2 separate regions of the Homo sapiens genome follow, and region 1 is linked to region 2. A link is a contact called in ENCODE Hi-C or POLR2A ChIA-PET data. All regions are on one chromosome and are shown on one strand. Each heading gives the region's core, a stretch centred on a gene start or an enhancer-like site at or near the end of the contact. The rest is flanking DNA. Distances are from core to core; before and after follow the strand shown. Region 1 has its middle 20 kb from the start of TMEM270. Region 2 holds the start of CLDN3 (claudin 3).

Region 1 (4,854 bases), core at 2,355-4,854, 110 kb before region 2:
TTTTTTTTTTTTGAGATAGAGTCTCACTCTGTTGCCCAGGCTGGAGTGCAGTGGTGTGATCTTGGCTCACTGCAACCTCCACCTCCCAGGTTCAAGCGATTCTCCTGCCTCAGCCTCCTGAGTAGCTGGGACTACAGGCGCACGCCACCATGCTTGGCTAATTTTTGTATTTTTAGTAGAGACAGGGTTTCACCATGTTGGCCAGGATGGTCTCGATTTCTTGACATCATGATCCACCAGTCTCAGCCTCCCAAAGTGCTGGGATTACAGGCGTGAGCCACGGCACCTGGCTTGAATCTGGCCTTTGAATCAGATCCCTCCTGAAGCTGGCATTGCCCTTTCCAGAACTTCAGAGCAACGTGATGCCTAAAGTCCTCTTGGCTTTCCCAGCTGCCTGGGTCTTGCCCAGTCTTGGCCACAGGTGACTTAATTGTGGCTTCTGTCTCCGGGACAGATTAGGGAGATGCACATAGTCTGTCTTAACCTCCTTGGTTTTTGTTTGGTTTTGTTTTTGTTTTTCTTTGAGACGGAGTCTTGCTTTGTCGCCCAGGCTGGAGTGCAGTGGTGCGATCTTGGCTCACTGCAATCTCCACCTCCCAGGTTCAAGCGATTCTCCTGCCTCAGCCTCTGGAGTAGCTGGGATTACAGGTGCCCACCACCTGGCTAATTTTTGTATTTTTGGTAGAGACGGGGTTTCTCCATGTTGGCCAGGCTGATCTCGAACTCTTGGCCTCAAGTGATCTGCCAACCTTGGCCTCCCAAAGTGCTGGGATTATGGGCTTGAGCCACCGCATCCAGCCTCAACCCCCTTATTTTGTCCACCTGCCGGCTCATCTCCCTTCAGGGCCAAGGAAGAGAAGACGAAAGAGTGTGGCCGGATCTCCACGCTTGCACGACACCAGGAAACCTCATGTGGCCAGCTCCAGCCCATATTGAAAGGGGTTTCACTCAACATAAAAAGAGAAGCATCTTCACTCACAGCTGTCACCTCTGCAGGGTTATTTGACATTTCAGGTCCAGTAACTCCCGAGATATCCTCTCGACCTGTGTGGCCCAGAAGATGTCCTGAAAAAGAGCCCATGGGGAGAAATGACTTTGGTGTCACATGGGTCCAGGAAACACTGTGCACCAGGGTCCCTTCTTAGAAGGTCAAAGCTCCTATTTTATGTATGTCTGTGTGTATTTATTTATTTATTTAGAGACAGAGTCTCTGTCACCCAAGCTGGAATGCAGTGGCATGATCTCAGCTCACTGCAACCTCCGCCTCCCGGGTTCAAGCAATTTTCTCTTAGCCTGCTGGGTAGCTGGGATTACAGACACCCACCACCATGCCCAGCTTATTTTTGTATTTTAAAGCCCCTATGAACAATTCAAGATAGCCAGGCCTGGTGGCATGCACCTGTAGTCCCAGCTACTCTGAAGGCTGAGACAGGAGGATCGCTTGAGCCCAGGAATTCCAGGCTGCAGTGAGTTATAATTCCACCATTCAGTCCAGCCTGGGTGACAGAGTAAGACCCTGTCTCTAAAAAATAAATAAAAATTAAAAATTAAAAAAATTCAAGGCTCTGATAAGTCCTGCAAGATAATAGCCTGTCTGACTTTGTGTTTCCTAGGCTTCTTGGATCCAGAAGCTTTTCCCCCTCCCAAAGTAATAGTCAATGGAGCATCACTTGGGAAACACATCCAAAATGCAGAGGGCATCCTTCCAGAGTTCCGAGAAGGAAAAACAGGAGTTGGAGAAGCATCTTGCTAAAGAGGCATAGAAGGCAGGGGATACTGGAGATCCACGAAGGCTCAGCCTCTCTCAACCTCCAGGATCCCCCATCTCCAGAGCCACTGTCCCCAGAAAAGGTGTCATTGAGCAGAAACCTCAGAGGAGGGGAAAGATTCCTTAGCTGTCTAAGAGACAGCCTCAGGTAGGCTGGTGCGCCCAGCCAGCAAGGGAATGAGAGGCATCTCCCAGCATGCCCTGGGGAAGGTACAGCCTGGTCCTCTGGTTGGACTTGAATTCTCAGACCAGCTCATGTCTGTCTACACCTGACTCCCCAACTCTGCACAGTAGGACATATGACATCTGTCCCCCACCCCCCTCCCCTGATTCTGTCCTCTCCTAGGTCTTCTGCATCTGCCTAGGGTGTGAGATGACCTCCTAACCCCCCACCTTGGGGCTTGGAGGCTCCTGTCTTCTTTGGAGTGGAGGAGAGAGAAAAAACTCCTGCCTCAGCTCCCTCCCACCTGCGTAGACTCTTGGCTGCCTTCTGAAGCCAGACAATACAGGGAAATGTTTGCGCCCAAACAACTTTGCTGCATCAGGAACTGCTTGACCCTGCCCAGGAAAGTAAACTCCTAGAGCTCCACCCTTTTGCTCCCTCGGTCTGCAAACCAGGGATCAAAGCTGGAGGGGCAGCCCAGCAAGGGGTTATCAGAGCCAAAGGGGTCACAGGTGTCCCAAGGTGGGCAAGAGGGGAGAGCTCAGGGGTCGCCTCTCTCTAGGGACCCGGGCTTGCCTTCCTGGCTAATTCAGAAAAGGAGTTCTCTCCTTGACAGTGAAATATGCAAAAGCCAGATTGCCAGTATTTTTCTGGAGAGCTGTGGCTCTGAATTTAATCTGGTCTAAAGATAATGAAAACAGCACTTTGACTTGATTTGAAAAATGTATTAATTCATTCCACAAGCATTTGCTGCGCTTGGGTTCTGTGCCAAGCCTAGCGTTGGGCACTGGAGATCCAGTGTGGATCAGCTAAACGCTGCCCCGGAGAGACCCACGGTCTAATGGGGGAGAGAGACACACAAATGGAATCGGAGGGCAGGCGGCTCTGCTTGGTCCCCAGCTGAAGTTCCCCCTGGGAAATGCCAACCTTGGCTAAACTAAAGGCTCAGGAGATTGGCACACACATAGCTGGGACAGGTTAGGGGGCCTGTCACTAAATGCACCTGCAGCCATCTGGCCGCCCTACCATGGAAACTATAGGATCAGTGCATAGTTTCAAAACCGGACGTCCTGTCCTCATATTCGATAAAGACTCCAATGCCCTCCAGGGTCCCCTCCCGGCAGCCCTTCCCTTCCTCTCCGATGGGAAGTCCCTTTGCCAACCTCAACACAGCCCTGAGGTGATGAACATCAGCTGTGAGCCAACATTGAGAAAAGCAACACGGGGCAAGAGAAGATCGGCTTCTCCTGGCTCATGGGCACAAACACATTCACAAATATGTGGACACTCCCAGAGGATGACCTCCGGGCATTCCAGTGCATCGACCTTTGGGACATGTCAGCTTCCCATTTCCAGCAGCGGGCTGTGGAGGGGAGGGAGAACCAGTGATCCAGTGACTGCCTCCCCTGTCCAGGCTCCCAACTCAACCCTAGTGGAGCTTGGACAGCAACTCATCCTGTCTTAGCCTTTGGGGACATCAAGCACGGGGTGGAAGGGGCCAGGAAGATGGAGAGCAGGAGGCCAGGGGCGGCTAAGGTCAAGACAGTCAGTCTGTTTGTCATGGCCCCTCACGCCCACCTCGCCCGCATGCCAGAGACTGTGTGTTTTCGTCTTTTTCTTGGAGGGGGAGGGATGCGGCTCAGAGCCTTGAGTGATGAGTTAAGTGACAATGAATTTGAACCACATGGAGCCCGGGCTTAAGGGGAAAGTGTTTTGGTGAAATGCAGCTGGGATTTCATCAGCCCCCACCCCCCAGACGGTACAAAAATAGTCCAGGCCAGGCAGGCTGTGACCCACAGGCCTGGCCCAATTTCGCCAACCCCTGTCCTGGAGAAAAGCTCGGAGTGGCCTCTTTCCCTCGATCTGGGTTTCGTAATCTGCCTCTTTGTTTTGGTCGCTGGTTTGTTGATGGGCTGGGTTTGTCTGGGAGAATTTGCTCCCTCTGGAAGAGAGGGTGAAGCCAGGAGACCCTCTCTTACTGTTTGTCACAAGTCTCCTTGGGGCGTCAGGGAGGGGCCAGAGCTGGGCTTGCTGGCCCCAGGCGGGGTAAGAGTGACATGGTCACGGCTTGGGACCAAGACCAGCTCGGGAAGCCCTGCAGCTTTGGGGATGTGGGTGGGTCATGGGCACTGGGGCAAGAGGTGGGCTTCACTCAAGCAAAAGCTGAAAGGTCTATCACCCTCTCAAAGCCAGCTCCACCCTTCAGAGGGGGAAACTGAGGCAGAGGCAGGGTGTGAGTGATCCCAGGCACTGGAGTCTGTTAACAGCATGGAGGAGGCATCCGGAAGTGTTTGTGGGTTGAGAAAATGACAAAAGCCCTTTGCCCCAGTCCCTCTCAGCTGAGCCCAGGAAGGAAAGGAAGGCAGGGCTGCCTGAAACCCCCACCCCAGGGCACACCCGGAAGGTGGACAGGCCCCACCTCCCTGAGCTTCTGTCATACATCATCTCCTTCCCTCCTTCCCCATATGTGAATGGTGGTAGCCACCTCCCTGGGTTGGGATGAGGGGAGGTGACCCTAATCGTGCCCTTGCAGGCTGGTGGCAGCAGGACCCACAGGGCGGCAGCTCCCAGAGGGAAAGAGATGCACATGCTGTGAGGCCAGGGGCTGCTGGGACGGGGAGCGAGCTTGGGGTAACAGGGCCATTGATTTGACAGTCGAAAGTCACATCATCCAGGCTGGGCACAGTGGCTCACGCCTGTAATCCCAGCATTTTGGGAGGCCAAGGTGGGCAGATCCCCTGAGGCCAGGATTTCGAGGCCAGCTTGGCCAACATGGCAAAACCGTCTCTACCAAAAATATGAAAAATTAGGCGGGCATGGTGGCGGCACCTGCAATCCCAGCTACTCTGGAGGCTGAGGCAGTAGAATTGCTTGAATCAGGGAGGCGGAGGCTGCAGTGAGCCGAGATCACGCCATTGCACTC
Region 2 (4,921 bases), core at 27-2,526:
TGGGGTTAGGAACAGCCCAGGCTGAACCTCCAAGGCCAAATCTGAAGGGCTCTGAGCTTGGTGAAGAAGGGGGAACGATCGTCCAGGTGTGACAGCCAGGGCTTTGAGTGTAGCATTTCTGACTTCCCAACCTTTTTTTTTTTTTTTTTTTTTTTTTTTAAACAGGGTCTGCTCTGATGCCCAGGCTGGAGTGCAGTGGTGCGATCATAGCTCACTGCAGCCTCGAACTCCTGGGCTCAAGTAATTTCCTGCCTGAGCCTCCGGAGTAGTTGGGACTATAGGCACACGCCACCACACCTGGCTAGTTTTTTAATTTTTTGTAGAGACGGGGTCTCACTATTTTGCCCAGGCTGGTGTCGAACTCCTGGTCTCAAGCAATCCTCCCTTCTCAGCCTCCCAAAGTGCGAGGATTACAGGAGTCAGCCACCACGGTGCTCGGTCCTGCCCGATTTCCCACTTTTGCGGAGATCGAACCTCTTTCACCACCATTTCATTAAGGTGGGCCTCAGCCCTGACTCAGGCTCAAAGGGAGGGAGGACAGGGCTCGGAGAGGGGAGGGGACTCAATGGGAGGAGGGGGACTTCTGGGAGGGGAGAGCAGCTTAGCTAAAGGCATGCAGGCTCACGGCCAGCGATGGGAACTGGAGGGAGAGCTGGAGAGGAATTTGAGCTTAGTTAGGCTTAAGGGCATCTTTTGGGTACCTTTGCGCAGGCAGTCCCTGGCTTCTGGGCCCAGCAATTCCTGGGCTGGACAACCCCACCGCCCGGACTCAGGCTGAGCCTGTGCGACGTGTGTACGGGAGGGGCAGAGCAGCAGGTGCGCGGCTCCTGCAAACAGCCGCGGCCACGCCCACCCTGGTCCTCCCCGCCCCGCCGTTCCGGGGTAATTGGCAGCGCCCCCATCCCCACGCGGCACGTGCCAAAAGCGCCCAAAGTGGTGAGGAGAGAGAAGCCGTGTCAAATTCTTTGGGATTTGCACCCCAAGCCCCTGACGCATCCCGTCCTCGGTTTTGCCCCGGAGAATTCATTCCCGAGCAGAGAGGGACAAGGACCGAGGGGCGGGGGCTGGGTCAGGTCCCGCCCTTCCTTGGCAACCCCCCTACCCCGGCGTTGTGGGCCGCGCAGGGCCAAGTCCTTCCTCCCAGGACGCTCGGTGAAGGTGGGAGGCAGGGGCCACGTCACTGTCCTTAGGCCCTGGAGAGCGCGGCTCCGCCCCTACCGCCCCCACCGGAGCGCTGGGCACTTAGCTAAGACGCACCGGCCCCAGCCCAGGGCCAGCCCAGTCGCCGCCGCCCGCCCACAAAGCCACAGGCAGGTGCAGGCGCAGCCGCGGCGAGAGCGTATGGAGCCGAGCCGTTAGCGCGCGCCGTCGGTGAGTCAGTCCGTCCGTCCGTCCGTCCGTCGGGGCGCCGCAGCTCCCGCCAGGCCCAGCGGCCCCGGCCCCTCGTCTCCCCGCACCCGGAGCCACCCGGTGGAGCGGGCCTTGCCGCGGCAGCCATGTCCATGGGCCTGGAGATCACGGGCACCGCGCTGGCCGTGCTGGGCTGGCTGGGCACCATCGTGTGCTGCGCGTTGCCCATGTGGCGCGTGTCGGCCTTCATCGGCAGCAACATCATCACGTCGCAGAACATCTGGGAGGGCCTGTGGATGAACTGCGTGGTGCAGAGCACCGGCCAGATGCAGTGCAAGGTGTACGACTCGCTGCTGGCACTGCCACAGGACCTTCAGGCGGCCCGCGCCCTCATCGTGGTGGCCATCCTGCTGGCCGCCTTCGGGCTGCTAGTGGCGCTGGTGGGCGCCCAGTGCACCAACTGCGTGCAGGACGACACGGCCAAGGCCAAGATCACCATCGTGGCAGGCGTGCTGTTCCTTCTCGCCGCCCTGCTCACCCTCGTGCCGGTGTCCTGGTCGGCCAACACCATTATCCGGGACTTCTACAACCCCGTGGTGCCCGAGGCGCAGAAGCGCGAGATGGGCGCGGGCCTGTACGTGGGCTGGGCGGCCGCGGCGCTGCAGCTGCTGGGGGGCGCGCTGCTCTGCTGCTCGTGTCCCCCACGCGAGAAGAAGTACACGGCCACCAAGGTCGTCTACTCCGCGCCGCGCTCCACCGGCCCGGGAGCCAGCCTGGGCACAGGCTACGACCGCAAGGACTACGTCTAAGGGACAGACGCAGGGAGACCCCACCACCACCACCACCACCAACACCACCACCACCACCGCGAGCTGGAGCGCGCACCAGGCCATCCAGCGTGCAGCCTTGCCTCGGAGGCCAGCCCACCCCCAGAAGCCAGGAAGCCCCCGCGCTGGACTGGGGCAGCTTCCCCAGCAGCCACGGCTTTGCGGGCCGGGCAGTCGACTTCGGGGCCCAGGGACCAACCTGCATGGACTGTGAAACCTCACCCTTCTGGAGCACGGGGCCTGGGTGACCGCCAATACTTGACCACCCCGTCGAGCCCCATCGGGCCGCTGCCCCCATGCTCGCGCTGGGCAGGGACCGGCAGCCCTGGAAGGGGCACTTGATATTTTTCAATAAAAGCCTTTCGTTTTGCACTCGCTGGAGCCTCCTTGTTCCCAGCGCCTCCACCTCCCTGCAGAGCTCCCCCTCGGGGCGGCCTTGGCTGGATCTCGCTCTCCCGGATGGAGCTTAGAGGGAAGATGGGGTTGTAAGCTGAGCTTGGTGATGGCGGGGTGGTCACTTGCCCACTCCCTGGGGATTCGGAAGACAGCCTGTGAGGCCAAAGCCAGCGCCCAATCTAGGAAGCAGGCATGAGCACTTTCCGCACGCCATGGCTGGGGATGGGAGGGGAAGGTGGCAGAGATGTGCCCCTGGGTCTGTGCTGGGAGCCCGGACCCCGCACAATACCCGACACATTCGGAATCTCCCGTGCGCCTTGTGAAAGAGCGCATTCCGTACTGCCATTTCCTATTGGAAAAACGAAAACAAAAAGACCTATTGTTTGGATAAAACACGCCACCAAAAGTAAAACCGGGCCAAATCTTCTCACCTGGGGGAGAGATGAGAAAGGGTCCCCATCTCCTTCCTGGGACCCTCAAGGGAGGGAAAGAGGGAGGACTTAGAAGGGGTATCTCAGAGGGGCTTGAGGCCGGGTCTCACTGGCTCACTCCTAGAGGACGAGGTGGGAGGCTCGCTTGAGCCCAGGAGTTCGAGACCAACCTGGGCTACATAGCAAGACCCTATCTCTACCAAAAAAAAAAAAAATTAACTGGGTATGATGGCATACACCTGTGGTCCCAGCTACTCAGGAGGCTGAAGCAGGAGGATGGCTTGAGCCCAGGAGGTAAAGGCTACCGTGAGCTATGATTGTGCCACTGCACTCCAGCTGGGGCAACAGAGTGAGACCCTGTCTCAAAAACAACAACGACAAAACACACACACACACACACACACACACACACACACACACACCCCAGAGGAGTGGTTAAGGTGAACAGTGTGGAGAGGCACTGGTGCCTTGGAGAAAACACAGGAGATTCAGGCGGGAAAAGGGGCCTGAACCCAGGCACAGGGTGACTTGGTGGGGGCGAGAGATTCAAATGACTGGATGGAACATAAAGGGAGACAGGAAGTGTCAGTAAAGCCCAGGACTCCAGCAAGCAAAGGCCAAGTCATGGAGAGTCCGTATGTGGAATTACAAACTTTGAACCTTACTCTGGGTGTAGGGAGTCATGAAAGGGGAAGTACCTGGTCAGATGCTTTTAACCTCTCCAGCAGCCCCTGTGGAACTGGGATTCAAGGAGAAAGATAAAGGAGGGGAACCACCTAACAGGATATGCCGCCATCTTGGAGTGAAATGATGGTGGCCAGAAATTAGGCAGGGGCAGGGAGTGGGGGCAGAACCTGACAGGGGCTGTTAAAGTGGGCAGGACCCGGGAGCCATTTGGATGTGCAGGGTGAGAGAGGCGAGAATCTAGAAAAGAAGGCTGGAATCTGGGAGTTTCAACTTAGGTCACTGATTGGATAGTGGTATCATTTACCAAAATAGGAGACGGAAAGATGATGGGTTCCATTTTGAACGTATAGAGTTTGGTGAGGCCAGGGCATGGTGGCTCACGCCTGTAATCCCAGCACTTTGGGAGGCCAAGGCTGGAGAGTATCTTCAGCCTAGGAGTCCGAGACCAGCCTGGGTAGCATAGTGAGACCCCATCTCTACAAAAAAATTAAAAATTAGCTAGGTGTGGTGGTATATGCCTGTAATCCCAGCTACATGGGAGGCTGAGGTGGGAGGTTTACTTGAGCCCAGGAGATTGAGGCTGCAGCGAGTAGAGAATGCACCACTGCAATCCAGCCTGGGCGACAGAGTGAGATCTTGTCTCAAAAAATAAATAAATAAAAATAAAATAAATGTAGAGTTTGGCGAGTCTGGAGAACGTCCTGGCAGAGACGTCCAGGAAGTAGGATGACGTCTAGAGATCTCGTAAACCTGAAAGTCGTTGCATAGGGATGGCAACCGAAACCAGGGTCGGGGAAGAAGTCAGTCTAGAAACTCACAGAACAAAAAGAGTTTCAAGGAGGTGGGTGTGGGCAACAGTGTCTGAGGTTGCAGGAGTGGTCAGGCAAGATGAGACCTGAGGAATAGCCACGGAATTCACAGTAGCCAGGTGGTCATTGGTGGCCTTAGCAAGAGGTGTGGAAACGGAAACACTAGATGGAAAAGGGAGTGGGAGGCGAGAGTTGAAACCAGGAGCCGTAGACAATGCGTGCAAGAGATTTGCATAGAAAGGGAATTGTGGCTGGGAGCAGTGGCTCACGCTTGTAACCCCAGCACTTTGGGAGGCCGAGGCGTGGCAGGGGTTGGGGTGAGGGGGATAGCTTGAGCCCAGGAGTTCAAGACAAGCCTGGCCAACATGGTGAAACCCCAACTCTACTAAAAATACAAAAATTAGCCAGGCATGGTGGTGGG

The links. A loop is a pair of places that touch in the nucleus more often than their neighbours do. ChIA-PET counts read pairs that join two places held with the same protein, here RNA polymerase II (POLR2A).
Region 1: a loop to region 2 is called in a map of psoas muscle, with 8 times the contacts of the local background. The contact joins the enhancer-like site here to the promoter of CLDN3 in region 2. A Hi-C loop is called at or near these places in 1 of 168 maps with a recorded cell type or tissue (psoas muscle). POLR2A ChIA-PET finds 5 or more read pairs at or near these places in 3 of 52 experiments (T-cell, WTC11 and activated T-cell).

Annotation. Positions count from the first base shown.
Region 1 is chr7:73,878,986-73,883,839 of GRCh38, reverse strand. No RefSeq gene overlaps it. Among named protein-coding and RNA genes, the nearest start is that of TMEM270, 20 kb to the right of the region's middle. Within about 2 kb of position 3,604, at least 11 of the 41 ENCODE cell types and tissues checked have a DNase peak (open chromatin) inside an H3K27ac peak, as active enhancers do.
Region 2 is chr7:73,766,625-73,771,545 of GRCh38, reverse strand. CLDN3 (claudin 3) reads left to right here and starts at 1,276. Exons shown (of 1, transcript NM_001306.4): 1 at 1,276-2,549. The coding sequence starts at 1,497. The coding sequence ends at 2,159.